4 separate regions of the Homo sapiens genome follow, and all the other regions are linked to region 1. The links are chromatin loops, found by intact Hi-C in ENCODE. Cell type or tissue: heart right ventricle. All regions are shown on one strand. Each heading gives the region's core, and the rest is flanking DNA. Links, peaks and the distances in the headings are about the cores only. Region 1 overlaps LOC105374945 (a long non-coding RNA gene). Region 2 holds the start of LOC101928331 (a long non-coding RNA gene). Region 3 overlaps LOC105374942 (a long non-coding RNA gene). Region 4 has its middle 210 kb from the start of JARID2-DT.

The links. Peaks named below come from ENCODE experiments on the same cell type or tissue, not always from the same donor. Only the 100,000 strongest peaks of a DNase experiment are listed, where the experiment ranks them.
Region 2: a loop joins it to region 1, with 2.1 times the contacts of the local background. A loop is called at or near these places in 2 of 110 quality-filtered maps.
Region 3: it touches region 1 in a loop (2.2-fold over the local background); 2 of 110 quality-filtered maps call a loop at or near these places.
Region 4: a loop joins it to region 1, with 2.0 times the contacts of the local background. A loop is called at or near these places in 8 of 110 quality-filtered maps.

What each region holds. Positions count from the first base shown.
Region 1 is chr6:14,876,889-14,882,349 of GRCh38, forward strand. All of the region lies in intron 2 of LOC105374945 (a long non-coding RNA gene), which reads right to left. Among named protein-coding and RNA genes, the nearest start is that of JARID2-DT, 370 kb to the right of the region's middle. RefSeq lists enhancers at 1-317, 98-287, 2,857-3,367, 3,368-3,877. In heart right ventricle, for the core only: a CTCF peak has its summit at 3,290; a DNase peak (open chromatin) is centred at 3,331; H3K27ac peaks cover 4,426 bases.
Region 2 is chr6:14,428,926-14,434,386 of GRCh38, forward strand. It overlaps LOC105374942 (a long non-coding RNA gene), which reads right to left. Exons shown (of 6, transcript XR_926510.3): 3 at 3,257-3,341; 4 at 2,937-3,017. It overlaps LOC101928331 (a long non-coding RNA gene), which reads left to right and starts at 2,855. Exons shown (of 3, transcript XR_001743994.3): 1 at 2,855-3,149. In heart right ventricle, for the core only: no CTCF peak of the experiment used is centred there; a DNase peak (open chromatin) is centred at 2,680; H3K4me3 peaks cover 2,368 bases; H3K27ac peaks cover 601 bases.
Region 3 is chr6:14,438,359-14,443,819 of GRCh38, forward strand. The region is part of intron 2 of LOC105374942 (a long non-coding RNA gene); the gene reads right to left. The region is part of intron 1 of LOC101928331 (a long non-coding RNA gene); the gene reads left to right. Among named protein-coding and RNA genes, the nearest start is that of LINC01108, 160 kb to the left of the region's middle. RefSeq lists an enhancer at 3,058-3,756. In heart right ventricle, for the core only: no CTCF peak of the experiment used is centred there; DNase peaks (open chromatin) are centred at 2,346 and 3,279; H3K4me3 peaks cover 1,010 bases; H3K27ac peaks cover 2,028 bases.
Region 4 is chr6:15,034,620-15,040,080 of GRCh38, forward strand. No RefSeq gene overlaps it. Among named protein-coding and RNA genes, the nearest start is that of JARID2-DT, 210 kb to the right of the region's middle. In heart right ventricle, for the core only: no CTCF peak of the experiment used is centred there; a DNase peak (open chromatin) is centred at 2,322; H3K27ac peaks cover 1,634 bases.

The sequences.
Region 1 (5,461 bases), core at 360-5,359:
CTCCCCTCTCAAGAGCTAATAAAACTAGTAAACAGAAAAGCCAAAGAAACTTAGGCTGCTCATGAATATTCATCTGAGGAAGGCTTCTGTCAATAAGGTGCATGGTGGGAGCTGGATTCTTCCCCTCTTCACCTAGGTTGACCAAGGGGGACATGAAGGAGCCCGTGCAAGCTCAGCCTGGGCACCCACCCATGGAAGGACAGCAGCCTCCAGGGCAAGGTCAAGCAGGAGAGGCCCCAGTCAGATTTCGATATTGAGAAGTACAACCATTTTGTGCTGTTTAAAAATACGGATGTGTAAAACCAGAGCGTAGTCATTCTTTGACATGCTGTGTGATTTTCCTACACAAATCAGAGCTTTAAAAGCCTTGGAGGGGATAAATGGAATCACAGGGCGAGTACAACAGGATACGGTGAGTCATTTCAACTTCCTGCTAAACATGAACCCTACAAAAGCTTGATGTGTCTCAGATTTTTTGCTGGGGGTTTTCCTCCTCGATTCAACCTCGGGTTTCTATGGCTTGCTCCTTCCTTCTTTTTATTTCTTTCTATGCATCACATTTGTCCTAGATCCTTCTCGGTCTATAAATAACATCATTGTGTCATGCTGGACACTGGGTTTTAAATGTCAGCATCCTGTGCGCAGCCTTACCCCATGAGATAATATGGTTTTTCTAACTGCATTCCTACAGCACTGAACTAACTGAGGTGTTCAGCTGCTAAAAATTTTCTTAAATGGTGACATTTTCATAACCCCAGGGTTAGGGGATGGGATTAAGTTAATGGATAGAATTTTCTAGAATTTTCTCAATGTTAGGCTTTTCTCCAGTAGACTTTTTTTTTTTTAGGTTTGTAGTTCTTGTGACTTCTTAAACAATGAACAAAAAGAAAAATGAAAAAGGAATGAATGTTTCTCTTGACGCAAAGAGGCAAGAATAGGATTTTTTATATTTCTGAATTAAATTTATTCTGCTTCTGATCCCCACCTGCCTAGCTGGTAGGAAATTCAGTCTCAGTCATTATTGAGGCTTCCTTCCCCCGCCGTGGCATTGTGAGTGCTATGTGGTACCAGGACTTGAATATGTGAGGAGGGAAGGAATGTACCAGGAGGTTGAGCTGTGGGGGCTGCCACTGTGGCCAACAGTCCCTCTCTCTCTGCTTCTGTTGAGCACTGGTTGCCTGGCAAGATCAGCACATCCTACTCTGAAAGAATTCAGGGAGCCCCCATGTAGCCACTGTGTCCACAGATACACCCATGGGACCCCCACCCTAACCCTACAGGCAACCTGCCACAATCCTCAGGAGGCACTTGGCACAAGAGGGACTGTCTGGGAGGAAAAACTTTTCCTCTACCCTCTTAGGTGCGGTGATTGGGGATGTGCAAACTAAACTGGCAAAAGATAGATGAGGACGAGAAAAAAAACAGATTATAATTGTATATGTACACACTGGAATTCACAAAGACTCAAGGAGTCTCAAGGAGGTGGTTAGAATTCAGGGCTTATATGCTACCCTATTAGGGGAAGGGGAGGGGCAGAGGGGCACTTCTGGGAAAACAAATGACTACTTAGAAATGGAGAAGAAATGGCACTTAGGGAAAACAAATGACTTTTTAGAAAGACAAATGTGCCCATAGGAGAATAAAAGGGAAAAATGATCTTTTTGTAACAATATCTGTTTGACTGTGGTACCAATTTCTCATTTCCAAGAAGAGAAGATTAGAATTGCTTCCAAGGAGGGGATTTATAAAAACTGAGTTCTTTTGGGAGGCTCTGCTTTTAGGCAGATAAGAGATTTCATGAACTCAAATGCCTTCAGCTCAAAATAATTTTTTTATGCCACCTTGGCTTATTCTAGACCCCTTCAGGGCCCAGGACCTCCCATGTTTAGAGATCCCAAAGCCAGTCCTGCTCTTAATTTCATGGACTCCCCCACTCCTTACCCACCAACCCAATTCAATTTCTCAACTGTGAACATTTTCTTTCATCCCTTTCCTTTCCCAGAAGGCCCAGTGTAATCCTACTCAAAGGGCCTTTACAACAAATATCAGGTGGAGTTGTCTTCTGGGTACCAACAAGTCATGCTTTGGTCTTATAAGACAAGACTCAGTTTCTCAGGAATGAGGAAGGTGAAAATACAACAGGGAGAACAAAAACACATATCTCAATAAACTGCCTGTCAAAAATATCAATGGAATGACTTAAAAACATGACTGTACTTTGGATATATGTATTTTTCTATTGTAATGTTTCATTGCATGCCCGCACATAACTTTCAGTCTCAATCATTGTTGGGGCTTCTTTCCCACCTCCATGGCATTGTCAGAATTGCTGGTATAATTATTTTACATTTATGGCCAGACACGGTGGCTCACACCTGTAATCCCAGCACTTTGGGAGGCCAAGGTGGGCGGCTCACCTGAGGTCAGGAGTTTGAGACCAGCCCGGCCAACATGGTGAAACCCCATCTCTACTAAAAGTACAAAAATTAGCCGGGCATGGTGATGCATGTCTGTAATCCCAGCTACTCAGGAGGCTGAGGCAGGAGAATCAGGAGGCAGAGGTTACAGTGAGCCAAGATCATGCCACTGCACTCCAGCCTGGGCAAGAGAGTGAGACTCTGTCTCAAAAAAAAAAAAAAAAAAAAAAAAAAATTTTTACATCTGTGATAGTCTGCCAAAAGCACCTGATTTTCAAGTTCTATATCCCCTGAACAAGTTGCAAACTACTGATATTGTATATGTGAAAATAACTTGTGCCCTGCCAAGCACATGGTGGGTGTAGAACAATGGCCTGTGTATTCTGAATAATACCATCTGATTCAATGTGGGGGAGGGAAAAAAGAGAATGAAATGTGTCTTGGGGAAGAGGGGCCACTCGCCAAGAAAAGGTGTGATCATGGCCCCCTTAGAACTGAGATCAGAAGATTTATCAGAGTATAGAAAGATTGCCAGATGAAAAACAAGATGCCCAGTTAAATTTGAATTTCAGAGAAATAATCACATTTTAAAATACAAGTATATATTATATGATATTTGGGACATACTTATACTAAAAAACATTCATGGTTTATCTGGTCAAATCTAACTGAGTATCCTATATTTTCATTTGCTAAATCTGGCAACCCTAATTACAGGGCCCTTCTAAACTATCAGCTTAAACCATTGGTAACATGGATACTGCACCCGACAGCGCCGGATTTGAAAGGGTGCCCTAAAGTAGACACCAAGGTGGGTAGGTCGAATAATGTAGCACATCATGTCAACATTGCTGCTGGCCTCCAGGCCTGCATCGCTTTTCTCTGCCGCAAGCTGGAGCTGGCACTGTTTTGGTAGCAATGGTTGCTGTGCCCTGGGCAGCAGGCAGCAAGGCATCCTGCAGGACCAGGGAGCCCTTGGCTGGGAACATTCTGTTTCCTTCACAGGTTCCTCTTCAGCCTCCAGTCCAAGGCCCAGTCTTGGGCCCCCGCTCTCCTTTCTTCACGCTTTCTCTAAAAGAACATTTTTCCAGGCTCACACTTTCTTTCAATCATCACCTCTAAGCGGATTTAGTCTCCAGGGGCTCAGGCAGCAGCCCCACTGTTGAGCTGCACTTGGGTTCCTCATCATGTTCTTAAACTCAAACAGGCAAAACAAAACTCACAACCCTCCCTCCAGACCAGCAGCCCCTCCTCGTGTCTTTGGGTAGCCCTGGTCTCTATTAGTCCAACCCCTGGTGGCATCTTTGACATCACTTTCTTTCCCTTCCCATAACAAATCAGTCTCCATAGTCTCAGCAGTTTTTGTTGTTATTGTTTATTTTATTTTCATGATATTGGCGCTCAATTACAATGCCCCCAAATCCAGGCTTTCTGTCTCCAAGTCTGTCTTGTTATTGTCATTCCCCTGCTGAAAAGTTTCCATGGCTTCCAGCTTCCTGCAAGGTTAAACAGAAACTTTTTTTCCTGTCTTTCATGGCCCTCCATAATAAAGGCCTGCTCTGCCCAGAAACTTCGGTTCCTACTATTTCCCAACACATTTCCTCTTTCACAGCAAGGCTCCCGACCTCTGTCTCAGGAATCCATCAATCCCATTTCCATCTCCACTGCCCCTTTCCCCATGGAGAATGTTCTTGCCTCCAGCTGTCTAAATCCTGCCCATCCTTTAGAGACAAGGGCAATTTCCTTTTATATTGTGGAGATTTCCTTGTCTAATCCAGCCTGCTGGGATCTCTTTCTACAGCCTTTACCTTACAACAAAGGACTGTAAGGATACAATCATGAAATTTTCTTTGATTAAAAGGATGGAGGAGGCTGCTCCCTTCACCAAGATCCTGACTTTTCTCTCTTTGCACAATATTTTTGGTATCCTTTTGGGGTGGAGCAACTGAGTCAGGAGAAAGATTTTCCAGCTCCACAGGCAGAGTCCCCTCTAGACACAGACTTCCAGTATCTCCCAGCATCTGGTCTCCAAATCGGTGACACACATACTAAGCAAACGGCTTTGAGGAGCTCACTTTTCCCTCCAAAATGAAAACAATGAGAAAAATCTAAATTGTATTGCATTATGATAAAAATGTTCCCCAGTGTTAATTTAATGCATAGGCAGTGCTTATGGTTCTTCTTGACCTTAGTGAAACTTTTTTTTTTTTAAGGCTACTATTGTAGTAGATCTTTGGCACTGGTCAATGCTATGAGTCAACCCTTTGAGGAAGTTGTGGATCTTGGTTTGTGATTTATCCAGTGCTGCCTAGTTAATATCCTGACTTCTCCCAGCTCCCAGCTCTGCTCGTCCAGCGGTTTCCATCAGTTCAGAAACATGAGGCCCCAGGGCAGGACCGCATTCTCTAGTGAATCCATTTCAGATACTATCATTAAAGCCCATCGTGAATAAAGCTATGGTGGGCCTAAATCCAATCTTTGTTTCTGAAATTTGGTAAGGACCATCTTCTTCATAAGAGTTCTAATGCTTTCAAATTTCATAACTATCCAGATGGAACAAATAAAGACATTGATTCTAAATGGCCATTTCCCCTAGATATTGATGGGCTGGGAATAACAAGAATGATTCATGGAATCACATGAAATCAAATTCCATTTGGAAACTGGGTAAGGTAAAAACCGTATATATAAAAAATATATAAGAGGCCAATCACCAGCAATGTAATTTTAATCATATCCTGGGACCTTGCTCTAATTAGCAAGATCATTTCTGTACAACGCAAACTCAGAACAGACCCTTTCCAAGGATGGTCATTGATTGAAGCAACTCTGGGTACAGGGTGGAAGGGAGCAAAGACCAGAGGAAGGAAAGCCAATTAGAAAACTATGGCCAACAGTTCAGGCAAGGTCATGAGGACCTGAAATAAAATGGTGAGAGCAGGAAGAAAAGGACACCCTTAAGAAGCATTAAGTCTGAGTGTGTCTAATGAACTGACCAGTGGCCGGCAGAAGCCATTTGTTTAAGGAGGTGATGCTTGGCAGAA
Region 2 (5,461 bases), core at 361-5,360, 450 kb before region 1:
AAATTTATTTTCTCACATTTCTGGAGGCTGAAATCTGAGATCAAGGTGTCAGCAGGTTTGGTTTCTTCTGAGGCTCCTGCCCTTGGCTTGCAGATGTCTGTGTTCTCCCTGTGTCTGCCCATGGGATTCCCTCTGTGTGTGTTGTGTCCTAATCTCTTCTTATAAGGACACCAGTCATAGTGGATTAGAGTGTACCTTCATGATCTCATTTTAATTTCATCACCTCTTTAAAGCTGTATCTCCAAATAAAGCCACATTCTTAGGTACTTTGGCTTCAGACTCGAACAAATAAATTTAGGGGCTTCGTACGTTGAATCTGAGGGGCTCACAGTTCAGTCCCTCACAGGGAAATAGACAAGTAGGAACAGGTAGGAAGTGAGATACGGAGGGAAGACAGATAAATAATAAAGGGTATGTTATGAAGGCAGTCATCACAGCAGGAGACTGGAGCTTGATTGCATTAATTACCAAGAAGAACTCTAGAAAACTAAGTAAAATATGCTTCAGAATTATCTCAGCCGAAGGGCAAGAAGAGTATTTACACCCTGACAGCCTTTGGTCTTTAGTTAAAGGTTTCCTCTGGCGCTGTTAGTTCCCAGGCACCTCCAGCCCACTATGCCCATAGGCTAAGTAAGTTCAGGCAGCCTGGGGACGGCCCTCGGACAAAAATGCAGGTCCCGGCCCTTGGAGGTCTGGGAGTGCACAGGCCTGACGAGGGATCCCAGGACATACCAATGGAGCCCCGTTCGTGTCAGTTAAGAAGCTCTCTCCGGACATTACCAAAGGAGTGGCGAAACAAATCCAAAGAGAAAGCAATCATTGTAACTAATTCAAATGTATAAGCAGACAAGATTCTCAAAACCACAGGCTGATTCCTTAAAATACTAATAAAAGTGAAAAATTGCTGTCAAGATTGATCAGTTAAACTAGAGACAAATGACCTAGTGACAAACAATGTCAGGAATTTTAAAACGGGGCATCATTAAGGATCACGCAGACATGAGATCATTAAGAGAAGTAACAGAAAAAAAAGGGTGAATACCAATTTCACTCCTAGTTATATACTCAAAAGTATTGAAAACAGGCACTCAAACCAATACATGTACATATGTGTTCATGGCAGCACTACTTACAATTTACAAACATCAAAAGGTGAAACAGCCCAAATGTTCATCCATAGATAAATAGACAACAAACTGTGGTATATTCATACAACAGAATATTGTTCAGATATAACAAGAAATGAATTACCAAAACGTGATACAAGGTGAAAAAACCTCAAAAATATTACATTAAGTGAATGGAACCAGACACATATTATATAAATCCATTTATATAAAATAACCAGAACAGGTAAATGCATGGAGACAGGAAGTCGATTGTTGTTTGTGAAGGCTGAGGAGAGGGAAATGGAGAGTGGTTAAAGGGGATGCGTTTCCTTCTGGGGGGGATGGAAATATTTAGGAACTAGATAGAGATGTGATTGCACAACACTGGGAAAGTATAAAATGCCATTTAATTGTTCACTTTAAAATGATTTGATTTATGTTATGTGAATTTCACCTCAATAAAAAAGAGAGAGAAAGGGTGAGGAAAAGAGGAGAAACACCTGGCAGTTATACACTGCCAGCCATGTGCTAGGTCTACACTGCCATTAAAAATGCACTAGTTTTAATATTTTGATGAGCTCAGGCTGGGCAAGGTGGCTCATGCCTGTAATCCCAGCACTTTGGGAGGCTGAGGTCGGCAGATTACCTGATGTCAGGAGTGTGAGACCAGCCTGACCAACATGGCAAAACCCGGTCTCTAGTAAAAATACAAAAATTAGGCCGGGCACAGTGGCTCATGCCTGTAATCTTAGCACTTTGGGAGGCCGAGGCGGGTGGATTGTCTGAGCTCAGGAGTTCGAGACCAGCCTGGGCAACACGGTGAAACCCATCTCTATTAAAATACAAAAAAATTTAGCCTGGCTTGGCAGCATTTGCCTGTAGTCCCAGCTACTAGGGAGACTGAGGCAGGATGCTTGAACCCGGGAGGCGGAGGTTGCAGTGAGCCGAGATTGCCCCATTGCACTCCAGCCTGGGCAACAGAGCGAGACTCTGTCTCCAAAAAGAAAAATAAAAAAAATTAGCTGGGCTTGGTGGCGAGCGCCTGTAATCCCAGCTACTTGGGAGGCTGAGGCAGGAGAATTGCTTGAACCTGGGAGACGATGGAAGTTGCAGCGAGCTGAGATTGTGCCACTGCACTCCAGCCTGGGCCACAGAGTGAGACTCTCTCTCTTTCTCTCTCTCTCTCTCCCCCCAACCCCCCCCCTCTATATATATATGTATGTGTATGTATATTTTGATGAGCTCATTAAATACATTCACAATTGTCCCATAAGATAGGGATTAATAACACTTTTATAGAAAAGAAAGGAGTTCATGGAAAAGAATCTGATTGTTTCTCTGTTTTGCTGTCACTTTGTGTTTTGCGGAGTTAATCCAAAGAGTTGCTTCAACAAGCAGAACTCAAGGAAACACGGGTGAGGTTACTTTCAGGCTTGGAGACTTCTGAGCTAAAGGAAGTGGGCCAGGGAAGGGCTAGGTGCTCTGACATTCCAAATATAGTCTGCTTGGCCACTGAGGAACAGAGATTTGTTGCTAGCAACAAGTACTTAGAACGTGTGTGATTTGGCATGTCTCGAACTGTGAAGTAGATGCAATGCAGGCAGAAAATCGATGATGCTATGGGGAGGGGCTGTGTAGGGTGTTAATCGCCATCTGCAGTGCCTGGAGGTGGGGTGGGGAGAAGTGAAGAATCTCTTCCTTTTTAATAGATTTTCAAGATGGGAAAATCATATTGCAACCCACAGGCATTTGGAAACAATTTGTGCCGAAGACAGAAAGTACACCTAACGTTAAGCTGAAAAAACTGGACGCTCCCAGCAAACTCACTTTGCAGACTCCTGGTTGTCAGAAGAAAACGCCAGAGGATTTCACTTGGCATTGACCTCTTACTACTTCCAGCCACTTACCCTGGGCAGTAGAAAGAAGGAACAGAAAGCAGAGTAGATTAAGAGGAGCAAGTACAAATGGCGTGGGACTTCAAATCACCACCTAAGATTACTTCTTTGATTTCTGAAAAAGTAGGTCAAAGGAAGATGTCAGGTGAGATGGGAATGGGGGAATGGGGGTGGGGGAGGAAGAGTTAAGCCTGATTCACAACCCTATAGGCATGCGGTGAAGCAAATTCTTTGGCACTGTTTATAATTTACCTTAGAAGGTACACTTGTGAAATCTTTAAGAATCATGAATGTTGTCCCCGGAAGAAGTAGGTACATCTTGAATCTTTAATTCTGCCTGGGACAAAATGACCATATGAATGTTAAGTTGAAAGTGCAAATTAGCATAGAATCATCGGGCCAAAAGTTGAAAAGACTTTTGATTAAATCCTAGAAGAAAGATGAACGTAAAATTACAGATCGAAAACCTTAGATTCATATTTTATTTCTTAAAACTCTAAAACTCTGAGCTTTTATCCTTATCCACTAACAAATTGATCAGCACTTTCTGTTGAGTTAAACTCTGAATTGAGGGTCTTTTTGCCTCTTGCCTACTTTCATTCAGGCTGGGTTATTTCTTTTCCTTTTTTGTAACTGTGGTTTTTTTATTGTGGCAAAATACACATAAAATTAGTATTTTAAACATTTTTAAGTGTACAATTCCATGCATTTAGTACATTTGCAATATTGTATGACTATCCCCACTTCCTTGAATAGTTCTAGAGAAACAGAATGTTAAGGATGAAGGCCAGGTGCTGTGGCTTGTGCCTGTAATCCCATCACTTTGGGAGGCCAAGGTAGGAGGATCGCCCGAGCCCAGGAGTTTGAGAGCAGCCTGGGCAACATAGTGAGACCTCTTCTCTACAAATAATAAAAAAAAAACTAGCCAGGCATAGGGTAGTGTGTCTGTGGTCCCAGCTACTCAGGAAGCTGAGGTGAGAAAATTGCCTGAACCCGGGCAGTTGAAGCTGCAGTGAGCTGCGATAGCACCACTGCACTACAGCCTGGGCAATAGAATGAGACCCTGTCTCAAAAAAATTAAATGATTAAATTAAAAAGAAAAAAAAAAAGAATGTTAAGGACAGGTTTTCTGAAATGGTTCTGCGGTTTCTGGAATTGACTCTCTAATCTGATTAGATTTCAAGATGCTAATGACTTTATTTTTAGTAGTAATGAGAGCACTGGTAGTCCATGGCATGATCTGGCAATAGAGATACGTAAAACAGCACCTTTGGATACTCCTTAGCAACCCCTTGTAGGAAGCAAGGAGCTGCGGGGGCAATGGGCGGGGGGGCGGTGGGGAGCTATGTATATACTTACGAACACTTTTTGCAAACTAACAAGTATGAGATTGGCTGGTTGATCCAAATGTCACTGGGCAAAGTGGGGAAAGGAAAGGATGAGCTCCAGGATTTGAATCTTCAGCTTAAGCCCCATGTACAAGACCTGAAATCTTCTACAGGTGCCCTGCAAGATCATTATTGCCTTTAGCAGCAGGGCTATGATTGCTGAAAATCAAACACAGAATCTTATCCTGAGACTGGCTGAATGACTGCCCAGGTTAAACTCTCAGCCTCACAGGAAGTCAAACGTTGAAGTGAGGAAGATATGCACTTTGAGAGCTGGAATGGGGATATGTAGGAAGACCTGATGAAACTGGGGAAATCGAGCCCCTGGAATCTGATAAATATTTGCCAGTGGAAGAGGCCTCTCTAACCTCTGGGGAAGCCACCTTCCCACTCCCAGTGGTAGTGGCTTCTCCACCCCCTCACCTCTCAACTGGTGGGATTAAACTTGCATTGTCCTCGAAAACTGTAATGACCTCCTCTGTGGTAGATGCTATGCTAGACAGTGATTCTCCTCAAGATCCATTTATATCACCCCTCTGTGCTTCTAGACCTATAACTTGATTCAAGTCCTAGTAGGCTCCTAAAGGTAAGGTACAAAATGTAACTCACAAGGAAGCATACCACAGTTCAAAAGAACTACTGGAATTTTCTAATTTATACAGATAGAAATCTGGGAAACGTGTGGGAGTGGATATTGAGAGTATAGGATAATGGCAGGAGGAACATAAAGTTGGATTAGGTGGAATTCATTGATATGGGCTCACTAAGCAGAGATTCTGTATTTAACATTATAGCTCAGGCCGTTCGAAAGGGCTCTAATTGTTTGTGCTATACTTTAGTTTGTTTGTTCCCTCCAAATCTCATGCTGAAATTTGATTCCCAGTGTTGGAGGTGGGGAACAGTAGGAGGTGTTGGATCAGGGGGCAGATCTCTCAGGAATGACTTGGTGCCATTCTTGCAAGAGTGAGTGAATTCTTGCTCTATTTGTTCCTACAAGAGCTGGTTGTTTAAAAGAGCTCAGTACCTCCCTCCCCACCACCTTCCTTTCTTGCCATGTGATCTGCACACA
Region 3 (5,461 bases), core at 200-5,199, 440 kb before region 1:
GTTAGGGTGACTGAATCTGACTACCAAGGGGAAATTGGACTACTACTCCACAACAGAGGTAAGGAAGAGTATTTCTGGACTACAGGAGATCCCTTAGGACGCCTCTTAATATTACCAAGCCCTATGATTAAGGCCAATGGAAAACTGTAACAACCCACTCCAGGAAGGACAGTGGCTCAGACTCTTTGGAAATGAAGGTTTGTGACCAGCTGAGGCGCTTGTTGAAGGCAAGGGAAATACAGAATGGATAGTAAAAGAAAGAGGTTATAACCACCAGCTATGTCAACACGACCAGTTACAGAAATGAGGACTGTAATTGCCGAGTGTTCCCCCTTTTTTGTTGTGTGTGTGTGCACCTGCGATGCTGTTTCTATCATGAGGACCCTAAATCCCAGGCCATGAGTTTCACTTCAGAAGCAGGAGTGAAAAACACTAACAATACTACAACCCCTCAAATACCTCGCTCACCTTCCAGGGAACTTCTGAATTATTTTCAGTAGGAGACAAAAATTATTTTTTCATCATTGAATATCAAACTCGTGACAGATAAAAAGAAATACCAGTAGAGGAGAAATATCAAATACCTGGGAAAATGATTAGCTTACAAACCAATAAAACATACACATTGAAACAAGATTCAGTTTACACGATCAACTTAATTGAAAAAGACCCTAACACTTAAGTTGCTGGTTAGGTTGTGTAAAATATTTGAAAGCAATCAAAATTGATTAGCTTCTTTGATCAGCAATGTTAAATGCTTATTAAAAACCACAAAAACATTCACATCACTGATAACGTTGCTCAGCCAGTGACCACCAGAAACATACACACACCAAGCTGGGTTTAGTGCTTACAAGGAACCATAGAGTTGCTCAGTAGGAGCTTAGAAAGGACTTGTGGTAGGATTTTGGCTCATATTAGGTATTTAGGGGGAAGATTTAAGGAAGTGGGGCTTTGTTCTGGATTGGATGCTATCAGGAAGTGTGAGTAGTTCTATGAATAAATCTAATCTAGAAGGCGAAAAAAAACTAGAGCAAGGCTAAAGCTTAAAATGGGTAAGAAAGCTGTGGCAGTCATTCATTTATCCAGGATAGGAAGATGCCTGGGTCATTTTTGTGGTTTGTGTATTTGTCTGGATTCAGACACGATTGTGCGGTGGCCTTTTTCTTGTCCTGACCCTTCGTGGCCTCAGAGTGGCCTTATCTGATGTTAGAGTTCTGTGAAATTGTTTGTGTTCAGCAGGAGAACACATGGGCTAGCTGTGAGGGCCAGGCCTGCTCCTAATGTCAAAGGCTGCTTTTCTCTTCCTAACCTTTCAACCCCAACACTGTGTGTATTCGTCTACTTGGGCTACCATAACAAAATGCCACAGACGGGGAGGCTTAAACAACAGACATTGATTTTCTCACAGTTCTGGGGGCTGTAAGTCCAAGATCAAGGCATTGCAGATTTGATTTGTCCTGAGGCCTCTTTCCTTGGTTTGCAGATGGCCGCCTTCTCTCTGTGTCTTCCAGTGATCTTTCTTCTGTGTACATGGAGGAAGAGAGAGATCTCGGCTTTCTCTTTCTCTTTTTATAAGAACACCTGTCATATGGATTTAGGCTGCACCCTTATGACCTAATTTAACCTTAATTACCTCTCTAACATCTGTATCTCCAAATACAGGGGGTTAACACTTCAACATATGAATTTTGGCACAATTCAGTTCCCAGTACTGTGCATCGGTCCAAGATTTCTGGAGAGATCTTTCACAGAAGGTTAAAAAGAATGCACGTGTTGATGGTGGTATTACCTTCCATAGTAAAACTTAGAAATAGGCAAATATTTCACAAAGCAGAAAGGAAAAAGCAGGTGAAGGCTCAGCGAACAAATGGGCTTAGGGGTACTCAAATGGTAGTAGGGTGGTGGGTTAATTGGTAACTGTTTTTAATTATTCATTTTTTATGTTGCTATAATACTGCTTTTGCGGCAATAATCATGCAAATACCTATGGGAAAGTTGATAAAGAGACTTAAACTTTTTCTCCCTTTGGAGTAAGTGAAAGCTAGCAAGTGCTCTGTCAGCATGTTTTAGTGTACTTCTGTGGGAAACAATCAGAAGGGGGACCAACAGGGCACTGAAAGTGGGGAGGGACCCCATTGCAGCAGGAGCATCAGCAAAAGCCCAGAAAAGGACAGCTTGGGAAAAACCTGTCCAACACCCCACTTTCCTGATTTAGCCTACTGTGGGCTCTGCTGTATAGCCTGTGATGACCCAAATCATTTTCCAGATTCTGCCTTCAGAACTGAGCTGAGTCCTTGTGTGATGCTGCTGCAGTGCCCCCAAACAGATGGGAAGGAAGCATAATTGAAGAAATAATCCTCTATGCTGGCCCCACTCCCCGCCCCCGATGGAACTCTCACTCCATTAGAGCAAACATTCCCAGAGGTATAAGATGATGAATAAGAGATTCTTTTGTCTGGTTTTGTTACTGCCCTCATAACTATTCTTTTAGTTTTTTTTTTTTTTTTTTTTAACCTGGAAGAATTGCCCTCAACTTATGTAATAGGTGCAATAGACCCTTGATTTAGATTGTAGGTCTTGAAGTGCTCAGGAGCCCTAAGCATGTGGCCCATACCCATTTTAGGACAGATTGTTACGGCGGAGAGCATGCTGTAAACTTCATTGGCAAAGCGGAGTCCAGCGCTACTATCTGGGCCAAATCTATTTATAGGATCAAGTCTCCAATCTCTCAAAACAACCAATTTCCCCTAATCTTTATGGTGAGCCTAAGTGCCGGCACAAGCCCCATAACCCCGAACCACTCAGACCTCCCCACAATGCTGTCCTCCCACCCCACTCTGTCACGCGGGGTCCTCTGGAGGTTAAAAGAATTTATTTTGAAATGAAATGGCAACTGGAAAAAGCTTTTATTTTCATATGGGAAAAACCTCATGAAACATTTTTCTCTTGATTAGTGTTCATAACAGCAGCCTGGAATGCTTTCTGCAACCAATTTGTAGATGTTCTTATAAAACAGATCTCTCTTCTTGATGTGATTTTTTTATCCCCCTGCACATTTGTTCTGCTTAAACCTTTCAGCACATTTGTTAACTTGAGTGACATCTAAAAAAATCACCACCCCATTAATGCGGACTCATCCAGTCCATGGGCTGTGCATCGCTCCTTTAATTGGGATGGCTTGGTTCCCTCCCAGATGTTCCCTCTCAGCAGATACCATTGTGTTTTGAAACTTTGGATAATTATAGCTCTGTAAACGTAGAGGAGATTTGTTGGCTCCAGCCAGCTCCTGCTCCTAATGTAACAGCTTCATTGTTCAGTAATCGCCCTATTCACAAAGCAAAGGGATCCGTGTCAGCAAAGACATCTATTCAAAGCACCTTCCCTGTGCTGGATAAACAGTGGCAGAAGCAGTCTACTGAGCGACAAAAACACTCACAGGGGACTAGGCCACAAGTTTGACCAGGGCTGCTTTTCGCTTCTCAAATGGGACCATTCTTCAGAAATGTCTTCACCTTTTCTTTTGCAACCAATCAGCCTGCAGGCAGAGTCTTTTGCTTTGCTGGTGAAATCCCCGCTAAATGCTAAAAAAAAAAATTTGTGGGAAAATTTTGTGGGAAACTCTCTGCAGCGTAGAAATGAGGCAAAGGGGCCGAGATGAGATGCCAACCAGTGGGGAGTGGTCCACACATGCTGTCACCAAGGAGGACAGGGGAAAGATAAATGTCCCTAAGCTGTCTTCTAGGAAAGATCCAGAACAATTTCTGGGAGTGCTGTGGGAGAGAGTCAACAGTGGCCACACAATGTAGGAAGAGGTAGAGAGGTTCTTTGATTCTTTTGAGAATGTTCGCTGGAGTTTAGACCCTGAGTTTTCTAGCCAGTGGGAGCCCAGTGAATATGAGAGCCCAGATTTCTCTGGCTCTTGCGTACACCCGCTAATGCAGGAGCACGCACTCTCGGAAAATTCCTCCGTCCTGTGCTGGTGTTTCTGAAACTCCCTGGGAAATCTACTTAGAGGGTAAAGAGCTTGAGCCAAGCATAACTGACTTGCACTTAGATTCACGGCGGACCTAAGAGCCTAGCGCTACCCTGTCATCATACTGAAGGCTCTCAGCAAACCACGCAGTCTACACATGCCACTTTGCGACTTCCTCATTTCTCCTAGATCTGGTCCTGACCCTGCGGGCATCAGGAGGGCAAGCCAGGATCTTGGGAGGGGGCAGAGATGAACAAGAGAAAAAGCAGGGAGATTTTAAAAATAATTGCCATAAGTGGTGTAAGTATAGAATATCCCGTGTGTGTATACCTATATAAATATATATTATATAGGTATACATAAATCATATGTGTATGTATATATACCTATATAATATATATTTACATGTGTATATGCATGCATATATGTATTAAAGGGATGACAGCTTTGGCATAAAGGTTGTTTAGAGGTGAGAATATTTAAAATCTTATCTGAACTTTCCTTATCTGACTAACACAGAGTCTTTCAAAAATACAGGCTGCTATTAACCCTGCTCTGAGGGGCTTTCCTGCGAATTCCAGGAAGTGGACAAATTGTCCCTTCCCATTGGCACAAAGAAAAACGCACTGCACCTTACACATTTTCCCATCGAATCCCTAAATTCCTGCTGCTCCCTTTTTTGTTATATTGGTACAATTCGAGCATCCTTAATCCAAAATCCAAACTGCTCTAAAACTCAGAAAGTTTTTGAGCACTGAGAGGATGCCACAAGTGGAAAATTCCAGACACATATACGAAAGGACACAAACTTTGTTTATGTGCAAAATTCTCTTTAAAACTGTATGAAGTTATCATCAGTCTATGGGTATAAGTTGCATGGAAAACATAAATGAATTTTGTGTTTAGACATAGGGCCTGAGATTCCCAAGATCTCATTACGCGTATGCAAACATTCCAAAATCTGAAAAAATCCAAAATCTGAAACACTTCTAAGTCCCAAGCATTTCAAATAAGGGATATTCAACCTGTATAGAAACCTTCACCACTGGGTATTCAGTGAGTTACTCATTAGTGACGTCAAATGCATGCGTAAATAAATCTTCTCTTTTCTTCTGCTAATCTGTCTATTGCCAGTTAATCTGCAGGCCCCCAAGCATTCCAAACTAATTGAATAGACGAAAAGTCTTCCTCCCAATAGTTAATATATATATATGAACACACATGCATACACATATGTGTATATTCTGTGGACAGTTCCTACAGGTTATAGACCAGGAAATATTCTGGCCACCTGTCCCAGGGGTACCTTTGTCTCCCCCATATCCCAACACACAGTTGCAAACCACCGCTCAGAGTGGGTCTCTCTCCATCGGGGTCTGCTTCTGTCAGGTGGGCATCAGCTGTGCCCATCCAGTCTGCTGGGCACTCACATCTTCCAGCTGAGGCCCATGGCCCTCCAGTCACCAGAGCCACTGAGCTGCCTAT
Region 4 (5,461 bases), core at 109-5,108, 160 kb after region 1:
TCACCTTGTTGGCCAGGCTGGTCTCGAACTCCTGACCTCAAGTGATCCGCCTGCCTCAGTCCCACAAAATGTTGGGATTATAGGCGTGAGCCACCGTGCCTGACCATCTCTACTTTTGTAAGAAAAGAAGGAAACAAAGTGCTTTTAACTAAAAAGATTGACTATTTCAAATATCTACCAGAGCTAAAATATAGAAACAGACATAGGTTTAGAAATATTGAAGTTGAGGATGATAAGCACAGAATGACTAATGCATGTGCTGCTCTTCTCCTTGTAGGGGGTGGTTGGGGACAGTTTTTATTTGCTTTGTTCCCCTACCTCTCCACCCCCGTCCCCATTACTCTATATGGACCCTTTTAACTTCTCAAAACCAAAGTTCATTCATTCTAGGCTATAAGTGCTCTAAGAACAGAGAGCATTTCTTTCTTTCTTCTTTTTTCTTTTTTTCTTTTCCCTTTTTTTTTTTTTAATACTAGGAAGAGCCAACATCGAAGCATCAGAAAGCAAGGTTGCTATGAATGCTTGGCAGCCATAAGCCAGTAAAGAGGGCATTTCTGTTTAATTCCGTGTAGAGTCAGGCACATATGAGCAGCTCAATAAACACCTGCTGGAAGAATGAATGGTTCCATTCCTTATAAACATGGAATTGGAAAGAGTAAGTTAGGAGAAGGGCCTCAGCAAGTGGAGGCCAGGCTGAGATGGGCCCTTCTCTCATTCTTCCTAGTCCCCTACCTTCCTGACAGCCAAGGATCTAAACTCTGTAGACCTGCCATCGTGGCCTCAGGAGAGGGGACATGAAGCCCCAAGTCAAGTCTCTGAGTATCACATGCTTGGAGAATGTTGACCCATGGATTGAGAGAAAGTACAACCCAGCTACCCTTCGGTTCCCATGGCCACACACCCAAGAATTGCCAGGGTCCAGGTCAAGGGAGAAGGTAATTATGCCAGAGGTCACAAGTGACAACCAACAAGTATTTACTGAGTGCCTGCTCTTTGGTCAGTCAATAAATATTTATTAATTACATATTTTGCATCAAATACAGTACCTGGCACTGCAGATGCAAAAGATGAATAAGATGCTCTTGCTCTCTAGGGATGAATATGTGGGTGCCAAGGGGAGATGCAGAGCCCACTGCACTACTGCATCAGGCTTCTGCTTAGCCCTGACAAGCTCATGTCATGACTGGCAGTTCCTCAGTGTCTGTAAGTAAAGGCCTATCCTGTGTGTGTTCCCTTGAGCAAAACAAAAAGTTTTCCATTTAAACTCTATTTTGCCAGCCATGATGGATCACACCTGTAATCCCAACACTTTGGGAAGCCAAGTTGGGTGGATCGTTTGAACTTAGGAGTTTGAGACCAGCCTGGGCAACACAGCAAGAACCCATGTCTATAAAAAAATGTAAAACTAAAATTTAGCCAGGTGTAGTGATGCATGCCTGTGGTCCCAGCCACATAGGAGGCTGAAGTGAGAGAATCTCTTGAGCCCAGCAGGTCGAGGCTGCAGTGAGCCATGATCATGCCACTGCACTCCAGCCTGGGCAACAGAGTGAGACACTGTCTCCAAAAATTAAAAATAAAAATAAAATTAAAATCATCCTTTAAAAGGTGGTAGAGGCCAGGCACGGTGGCTCACGCCTGTAATCCCAACACTTTGGGAGGCCAAGGCAGGCGGATCACCTGAGGTCGGGAGTTCGAGACCACCCTGACCAACATGGAGAAACTCCGTCTCTACTAAAAATACAAAATTAGTCGGGCGTGGTGGCATGTGCCTGTAATCACAGCTATTCAGGAGGCTGAGGCAGGAGAATCACTTGAACCCGGGAGGAGGCGGTTGCGGTGAGCTGAGATAGCGCTATTGCACTCCAGCCTGGGCAACAAGAGTGAAACTCCGTCTCAAATAAATAAATAAATAAATAAATGGTGGTAGAATTGCTGGAACCCAGGAGTCGGAGGCTGCAGTGAGCCAAGATCGCGCCACTACACTCTGGCCTGGGGAACAGAGTGAGACTCCATTTCAAATAAATACATAAAATAAACTCTATTTTTTCCTTTTTCCTTTTTTTTTTTTTAAATGACTGTCCATCAGTTTGACTGGCCCAAGAGGTATAGGCGTGGACTGCAGCGCAATGAGCCAGAGGAATGCCTGGACTGGATATTCAACTCAGAGTGACATTTTCACAACTCTGGTCATGAGGCTTGAAGTGACAAACTGCAAGATCAGGATGACTGCTCCCAGATAAGAGTCTGCCCCTGGTGAGCAGCCATCAGGCAGCTGACAGGGAGCACAGAACAGGGATTATGTACTCGAGTGACAGCCTGGCGTGGTGACCTGGCTTCCTGCCAGGGCCAACCTCCCTGTTGGCTAAATGACCCAGGGCATTCTCCCCCACAGCAGCGGAATCTTCCAGAGCCTCCTTAACCAGCCTGTTTGCTCCTACCACCACCTTGTGCGTGAGATTATGCTGGGCGTGACACAGTGATGACACCGTTGCTTGCTCTATAGCTAAACGGGCCAAAGTCAAAATCACAGAAGTCACTTGGATAAGGCAGAAACACACAGACACTGCCACGGAGCCAGCAGACTCTCCCAGCAACCCCAGTTCAGGGAGGTGAGCCTTCCTGAAGCAAAGAGTTGCAGCACGGTGCAGTAAATACCACGTTCAACCAAGTGAAGCTGCCAGTATCAGATCATTTTTGCCTACAAAAACAAAACTTTCATATGGTCCAGCAGTCACTGACTCTTACATTATGTAGCATATCCTATGTGCCAGGCAAAATTCTTTTTTTTTTTTTTTAAGAGACAGGGTCTCACTGCATTGCCCAAGCTGGAGTGCAGTGGCACGATCATAGCTCGGTGCAGCCTTCACCTCCTGGACTCAAACAATCCTCCTGCCTCAGCCTCTGGAGTAGCTGGGACTACAGGTGCATGCTACCATGCCTGGCTCAGGCAAGGTTCTAATCTCTCCACACACAAACTCACCTCATTTATATAACAACCCCATGAGGAGGGTACGTGATTATCCCTGTTTTACAGACAGGGCTGAGGAAGTGGCTGCCAGTCAGTGGCGACAATTCAAACACAGGCACCCTGGCCCCAGAATCCACACTCTCCACCCCTACCCTGACCTGCCTCTGCCAGAAGTGTGCAGAGTTTGGGAAAATCACAGAGTAAGGGCCAAGATGCTCAAAAAGGCTTCCAGAAGGAAGTCAGGCCTGAGGAAGCTGTACCCTCTGATCCCTGACACAGTGACCGAAGGCCTTCATCTCATTTGAGTATGCTCAAGTTTGACTCAAGTTACCCAGTGGCTCCTCGCCTACAGAAAGGGAGCTGTCCCCAAGGGTTCAAGTCCCTCCACACAAATTCACTTCAGGTTCACATTATCTTTATTTTTATTTATTTATTTTGAGACAGGGTCTCATTCTGCCACCCAGGCTGGAGAGCAGTTGAGTAATCCCGGCTCACTGCAGCCTTGACCTCCCAGGCTCAAGCCTCCCACCTCAGCCTCCCGAGTAGCTGGGATTGCTGGTGCGTTCCACCGCTCTCAGCTAATTTTTGTATTTTTTGTAGAGATGGGGGTCTCACTATGTTGCCAAGGCTGGTCTTGAACTTCTGGGCTCAAGCGATCCTCCTATCTTAGCCTCCCAAAGTGCTAGGATTACAGGGGTGGCCCACGTTCACTTTATAAACATCTGTTGCATAAACAGATCTGAGTGAGGAGAAAAAGAATGAATGAGCAAAAACAGAGTGCAAATGTGTTCATTAACATAGAAAAAGAAAAGTGCCGGAATGACTGGAATCCCCAGGTATGTGGAGTTGGGGGGCGCTGAGCTTTCCAATTACATTACCTGGTGCGTATTTCGCAAAAACCCCATGGGGGAAATATTGTCATTGAATTTTACAAATGAGGAAGCCTATTGGGAGAGGTGACTGAAGCTAACTGCCCCCAAATTCTGTACTTGGCAGGGTCAAGATTCTGACCACCCTGTTTTCACACCTGCTTCTGCCTTCCAAGCTGGTGGGTACTTTCTGCTCCCAGCAGGAAAATTAACTTGGGAAATCCTATTAAGATGATCCCACTGCTGGCAGAGTACAGGCCCAGTTTACAAGGAGCCAGAAGGTCTCTGGGAATAGCTTCTGGCTGTGAGCGCCTGATTCTCCATCCTCCACCATGCAGCCATCCAGCTGCCAACCAGAAGACAACATGTAACTGGACAGTCAGGGTATGCCTGCCCTGGTCTCTGCTGGAGAAACTGGAGACTCACTCTCTCACTCCGGCACCTTTTCCAATATTCCTTATCAGCCACCAAAAGCTACTGCCATTACAACATTACCTCATGATGGGCATATTACAATTTCCTAGATTACATCTTATCTGACATTAGCTACATTTTAGGGTTGTTGCTTCCTGGCACTTTAATTTTAAAAGTAAGCTATCTCCAAATCACTGAAGAGGATGAGTTACAGCTACTTCCATCCATTCTCTGAGCCTCATTTACAGAAACTAACCTTTTCTTCCACAGGCCTGGATTTCAGGGTGCACTCCTGTGCTGGTTCTATAGCCTTCTAGCCATTAACTGTAATAAGGAATGATAATGTTCTTTATCTCAATTATTTTGTTTTCTATTTTTGGTGGTTGGCATGAGAGGAAGTACAGGCAGAATCTGATTGTGTAAAATTGTCATCTTGATAGCAGTGCCCTTTTGCAAGACATGGGTCACCAAGCTCCTAAAGAATTTTTTTTTCTTTTCTTTTTGAGACAGGGTCTCGCTCTGTCACCCAGGCTGGAGTGCGGTGGTGCCATCATGGCTCACTGCAGCCTCAAACTCCCAGGCTTAAACTGTCCTCCCACCTCAGCTTCCCAAGTGGCTGGGACCACAGGCACGCACCACCATGCCTGGCTAATTTTTTTTGTAGAGACAAGGGTCTCACTTTGTTGCCCAAGCTGGTCTTGAAGCCCTGAGCTCAAGTGATCCTCCTGCCTCAGCTTCCCAAAGTGCTGAGATTACAGGCATGAGCCACCTTGCCCAGAGGGACTATTTCTTCATATAATTATTAACTTTAACTACAGGGATTAGGTATCATATAAAGAGATATCAAAGATATAACTTGGTGCAACATTACCATATAATCATCAAGGGTTAATAAGTATAAAGAGGAAAGAACGTGGCCAGGCCCAGTGGCTCACACCTGTAATCCCAGCACTTTGGGAAGTCAAGGTGGGTGGATCACCTGAGGTCAGGAGCCCAAGACCAGCCTGACCAACATGGTGAAAACCCATCTCTACTAAAAATACAAAATTAGCCGGACATGGTGGCACAAGCCTGTAGTCCCAGCTACTCGGGAGGCTGAGGCAGGAGAATTGCTTGAACCCAGGAGGCAGAGGTTGCAGTGAGCCGAGATGGCACCATTGCACTCCAGCCTTGTTTCACTCAACAAGAGTGAAACTGCATCTCAAAAAAA